Regions from separate parts of the Homo sapiens genome. Here region 2 is linked to region 1. A link is a loop called in an ENCODE intact Hi-C map of the cell type or tissue named here. Cell type or tissue: breast epithelium. All regions are shown on one strand. Each heading gives the region's core, and the rest is flanking DNA. Links, peaks and the distances in the headings are about the cores only. Region 1 has its middle 44 kb from the start of GOT1-DT. Region 2 holds the start of LINC01475 (long intergenic non-protein coding RNA 1475).

The links. A loop is a pair of places that touch in the nucleus more often than their neighbours do. Peaks named below come from ENCODE experiments on the same cell type or tissue, not always from the same donor. Only the 100,000 strongest peaks of a DNase experiment are listed, where the experiment ranks them.
Region 2: it touches region 1 in a loop (15-fold over the local background); 6 of 110 quality-filtered maps call a loop at or near these places.

The regions. Positions count from the first base shown.
Region 1 is chr10:99,473,494-99,476,295 of GRCh38, reverse strand. No RefSeq gene overlaps it. Among named protein-coding and RNA genes, the nearest start is that of GOT1-DT, 44 kb to the right of the region's middle. In breast epithelium, for the core only: no CTCF peak of the experiment used is centred there; no DNase peak of the experiment used is centred there.
Region 2 is chr10:99,529,233-99,532,034 of GRCh38, reverse strand. LINC01475 (long intergenic non-protein coding RNA 1475) reads left to right here and starts at 858. Exons shown (of 5, transcript NR_120618.1): 1 at 858-1,023. In breast epithelium, for the core only: no CTCF peak of the experiment used is centred there; no DNase peak of the experiment used is centred there; H3K4me3 peaks cover 340 bases; H3K27me3 peaks cover 2,500 bases.

The DNA of each region.
Region 1 (2,802 bases), core at 8-2,507:
ATTTTTTTTTTTTTCTATAGAGATGGGATCTCGCTTTGAGATCTCATCTAGTCTCAAACTTTTAGGCTCTAGTGTTCCTCCTGCCTTGGCCTCCCAAAGAACTGGGATCATAGGCATGAACCACCACACCTAAGTGTTATGTTCTTTTGATGAAATGGTTTGACATCTTTATCCCTGATAATACTCTGCTCTGAAATCTATACTGCCTTAACATAGCAACTCCAGGTTCCTTTTGCTAACTGTCGGCATGGAATATCTTTTCCTGTCCCTTTTCTTTTAACCCATATGTGTCTTTAGATTTGAAGTACATTTCTTATAGATAGCATACAGTTGCTTCTTGCTTTAAAAAAATCCAATCTAACTATCTCTGATTTTGAATTGGCTAGGTTTAAATCTATCATCCTTTGCTCTGAGGACTTGACTGGGGGGGGGAATGGGGGGAGGGAACCAATAAATCTATTATCTTGCTATTTATTCCATCTGTTCTTCTACCCCTTCCATCCTTTTCTGCCTTCTTTTGGGTTAATTTTTTTGTGATTCCATTTTATCTCCTTTGTTGCCTTATTATCTATAACAGCTTTTAGTGGTTGCTTTAGGGATTATAGATACATGTCTAGTATATCACAGTTTACTTTCAAATGATATTATTCCACTTTATATTTAGTATAACAACCTTACAATAGTATACTTTCCTTTCTCCCCTCCTGACCTTTGTGTGATTGGTGTCATACATTTTACTTTTACATATGTTATAAACTCCATGCTACGTTGTTATTTTGTTCAGACAATAAATGGGCTTTCAAAGAGACTTAAAGAAGTATAATAAGACATATATTTACCTGTTTCCAGCTTTCTTATTTCTTTGTGTAGATCCATATTTCCATTTGTTATAATCATCTCTCTGTTGGAAGGATTTATTTTAATAATTCTCTTAGTATGATCCTGCTGGTGATGAATTCTTTCAGCTTTCGCTTTAGAAAGATATTTTCACAGGGTATAGAATTCTTGCCTGATACTTTTTTGTCCTTTCAATATTTTAATGATGTTCCTACCTCACAAGGAAGCATTTGCATTGTTTCCAAAACCAAATCTGTCAACCTATCTTTGTTCCTCTGTAAGCAGTGTGTCTTTCTTTCTTTTTTCTGGCTACTTGTAATATTTTCTCTTTATCACTGATTTTGACTAATTTGTTTATGATGTGCCTTGGTGTTATTTTTCATTTGCCTTATACTGGAGGTTCACTGAGCTTCTTGGATCTATGGATTTTCATAATGTTTGGAAAAATATATTTTTGGCCCTCTTCCCTCTCCTTTTCTTGGAGGACTCCAATTATGTGTATATTAGGCTTCTTAAAGAAATTACTAGTGAGGTAAAGTGGCTCATGCCTATAATCCCAGCATTTTGGGAGGCTGAGTGAAGCAGGTGGATCACTTAAGCCTAGGAGTTCAAGACCAGCCTGGGCAACATGGCAAAACCCCATCTCTACAAAAAATGTAAAAATTAGCCAAGTGTGGTGTCATGTACCTGTTGTCTCAGCTACTTGGGGGGCTGAGGTGGGTGGATTACTTGAGCCCAGGAGATTGAGGCTGCAGTAAGCCAAAATCATCGTGCCACAGCACTCTTGCCTGGGTGACAGGGCAAGACTCTGTCTTTAAAAAAGAAAGAAAGAAAGAAATTACTGATTCTCTGTTTTTATTTTTATTTATTTATTTAATTTTGTCAGATCTAATGGTGGGATGTTTTTAAAATACTATATTTTCTTTGTTCCATTTTGGATAGTCCTATTGCTCTATCTTCAATGTCACTAATCTTTGCTTGCTGTGTTTAATTTGCCACTAATATCATCCAGATTATTTTTTATCTCACATATTGTTTTCATGTCTACAAATGTGATTTAGATTTTTAAAAAATATATATTCTTGCTACAGCTGAACAAAAAAGAATTTAAAAATGGGCAAAAAGTTGAATAGACATTTCTCCAAAGATGATATACAAATGGCCAATTAGCATATGAAAAGATCCTAAACATCACTAATCATTAGGGAGATGCAAATGAAAAATACGGTGAGGCCCGCATGGTGGCTTACACCTGTAATCCCAGCACTTTGGGAGGCCGAGGCGGGCGGATCACCTGACGTTGGGAGTTTGAGACCAGCCTGACTAACATGGAGAAACCCTGTCTCTACTAAAAAAAAATACAGATGTGTTGGTGCATGCCTGTAATTCCAGCTACTTGGGAGGCTGAGGCAGGAGAATCGCTTGAACCCGGGAGCCACCTCCCGGGCAACTAGAGCGAAAGTCCGTCTCAAAAACAAACAAACAAAAAGAAGAACACAGTGAGATATTACCTTATATTCATGAGGATGGGTACTATCAGAAAGACCTAAGTTTACCTACATAACAAAACTGCACATGTACCCTGAACCAAAATAAAAGTAAATTAAAAAAAAAAAGACCTAAATAAACAGAAAAAAAAAATTGCTGGTCAGGATGGGAGAAATTGAAATGCTTGTTTACTATTGATGAGAATGTAAAATGGTGTTGCCACTATAAAAAATAGCAGGGTGGTTTCTTAGAAATTAAAAATAGAATTACCATATGATAGTAATTCCTCCTCTGGACATATATCCAAAAGAATCTAGGCCAAGCAATATCAAAAAGAGATATTTACACTCCCCAGTTAACAGCAGCACTATTCACAATAGTCAAGAGGTAGAAGCAACCCAAGTGTCCATTGCTGGAGAGGTAAAATGTGGTGTATGCACACAATGGAAAATTGTTCAGCCTTAAAAAGGAAGGAAA
Region 2 (2,802 bases), core at 16-2,515, 56 kb before region 1:
GCAAAACATGCCAGAATCTTAGTGCACGGCCTCACGCGTGTTAAGCGCTCAGTACGTGTCAACGACTGCTTTTCTGTATGGGAGGTCAAGCAGTGTTTGTTGACTGCATTGGTGGTGCGTGGCTGGAGTGTGGCACATACTGAGAGCAGGATCTGTCCTCACAAGGGAGGTGACCCAGCCTTGGCAGCCTTCTTTTCCACCTATTGAAATCAGGAGCCTGAATGTAGGCCTTGCCTCTCCGACAGGCTTTTAAAATTTCTCTACCTACACGCCTTCTGGCACCTTCATGAGGCCCTGGTTGTTTTCTGGGGGAGTCTATACAGTCCCCCACAGATTCTGGAAACTCTGAGCTGGAAACTCTGGGACCATCTTCTCCCACAATAGGCATTTGCTCGCTACCAGGCCTAGCCCAGTGAGGAGCAGCGGGCGCTGCTTTGAGGGCCACAGAAAGACCCGTGTGCAGCGCTGGCCTTAAAAAAATAGGGAACGGTTCCAGCTCAACCGTGGCTGTCCTCATCCGGCCCCAGCCAATCCAAGCATTTTTTGGCGGTCAGGATGGCGGAGCTGAAAGAGACCCGTCTCACCTGGAAGGGGCAGGTGAAAGGTGCAGGGACGGTGGACATTGCCTCCGAGCGGCATAAGACACCGGCTGGGAGTGGGTACGAGGGTGGAGGGCTGCCACGCGGGTCCCGCAACGGCGACAGGAGTGGGTGCCCAAGGTTGAAGGGAGAAAGAACAGCCTGTCGGGAGGTGGGAGAGGCGGGGCTCTGCAGAAGGGAGCGGAACTGTTGTGGAGAGGCAGCCCCTGGGTCCGCCCGGGGAGCTGGGATGCCGCGCGGGCCACGTGCGCCCCGGAGTACTTAGGGTAGCGGCGGCCCGCAGGCAGTAGGGAGAGACCCTCTGTGGGCAGGGTCTTGTGCTGGAACCGCCATTCCTCAGCCACAGGGGCGCCCGGTGTCTTTCTGCTTTAAATCCTGAAACTATTGACGCCCCAGGCGGAGACCAGTGTCTACAAACCAGGCGGTGAGTCTGCAGAGGGAGGAATGTGCCTGGTTTTGCCGTGGATCCCGAGCGCTCGGGCACAAAAATTCCGAGGTGGGGGCAGAGGGGTGCACGGCACTGCGGGGTGGCGGACCTCGAGTGTGTGTGCATCACGGTGGCCGCCGAGCATAAAAGCAGGAAGCTGAGCTCCAGCGCCACTTCCCCACCCCACCTCCGGGGCAAAACTGTCTCAGGGGAAATGTTTCTGCTCTCTTCTAGTCCCCAGTTTTCTTCTCCTCGGTGATTTCATGATTCTGGAAAAAGAAAAGGAGAAAGGCTATCGAAACAATCTCTCTCTCCCCAGTTTCCAACCGAAGCCTGCATTTCTCCTTGTTACATTCCCTTGCTTCCCATCTCGCTTCGCTCCTAGGCCTTTCATAAATCTAGCCCAACAATCCAGGTCTTAAAACTGCGACCAGGACAAAGCGCCCCTCCAGCGCCTGATCGCCAATACACGCCCACAGACGCTCTGCAGCCGCCGGAGCCCACCAGGGCGCCTCTGTGAGCTCATGCAGGGGGCTGTCTCCTCCCCACCAGCCGGCCCACGGGTGCCCCTCTACCCCAAATTCCGCCGCCCCAGCCGCTCCCGGGCCAGGTACCTTGCGCCAGGCCTAAGCGGTTGTCTCTTGAGGACCCTGGGCAGGTTGCTCCTCAGTAGGCCACCAGGGCCTGTGAGGACTTCCAGGCGAAGGGGCCTAGCGGGCGGCGCCTAGACCTTATCGCCGCTTCCTTTCCTCATACCCAGCCCAGTGTAGTGCTGTTCCAGCCTGCGGAAAACCTCTATCCGCTACCGCATCCCTAAGGTTGATCTGAGTTTTATGCCCAGAGCAGGAGTTTGGGTTGTCTCCAGCTACCCCCTCAGTATTGTTCAGACTCCCTTGGTCTGGTTCCCCAGTGGCGTGCTTCCCCGCAGGGATCCCCGCCAGGCCAATCTCATCTAGGTGGCCTCCTTTTCCCGCGCGCGCAGCCTGTACCCTCGACGGCCGCGGGCCTGAAAGGAGGAGAACTCGAGAGCCGTAGTTGTACAGCAGCAGTCGCTCCGCAGGAGTCTCTTATCAGAGTGGGATCTGGTTCCAACGCCTATCCAGTTACCATCGCCTTCTGGGGCATTTGCATTCTCTTGTCTGAAAAGTAGATCTTTGAAATCCTCGAGCTGTGCTCTACTAATAATAGGTTTTCGTTCCAGACAGTTTAGCTAATTACTGTCAGATAAAGTAAGTATGGCTGCATCCATGGAAGCGTTTGATTTTATTTTAATCGAGTGTATCTGCCTTCCTACCCTTTCATCACCTCATACATTTATACAAGCTCTCTCCCCCACCCTATGATTAAAGATCATCAGTAAATGGTGGCAAAGTCCTTGAAGGGGAAGTGCTGTATAGATGCCTAAACGTCTGTACCTTTTTTTTTTTTTAAGGAAAACCACATGCTAGCCATTACAATAAATGCATTATCAAATGAAAAATGTGACAATTTTTTGAAAACTGTTAAGTGTTCTCATAGCTGTTATTGTCTACACAAAGATTGCTTAATGCACATATAAATATAGGCAGATAATGGATAATTTTAGTTGTAAATGCCACTGCTTATCCCGTTGTCTCTCAACTTTTCAAATTGTCATTTAATTATGTAACCAAGGCTGCAAACAAGTTGAAAGTTATCGTGGCTTTCTAATCAAAATGTAACAATGTAACACTACAATCAGAAGAGATTTTTCTATTAAAGCCTGAAAAAATCATCCTGTGATGAACTCAGATAGCC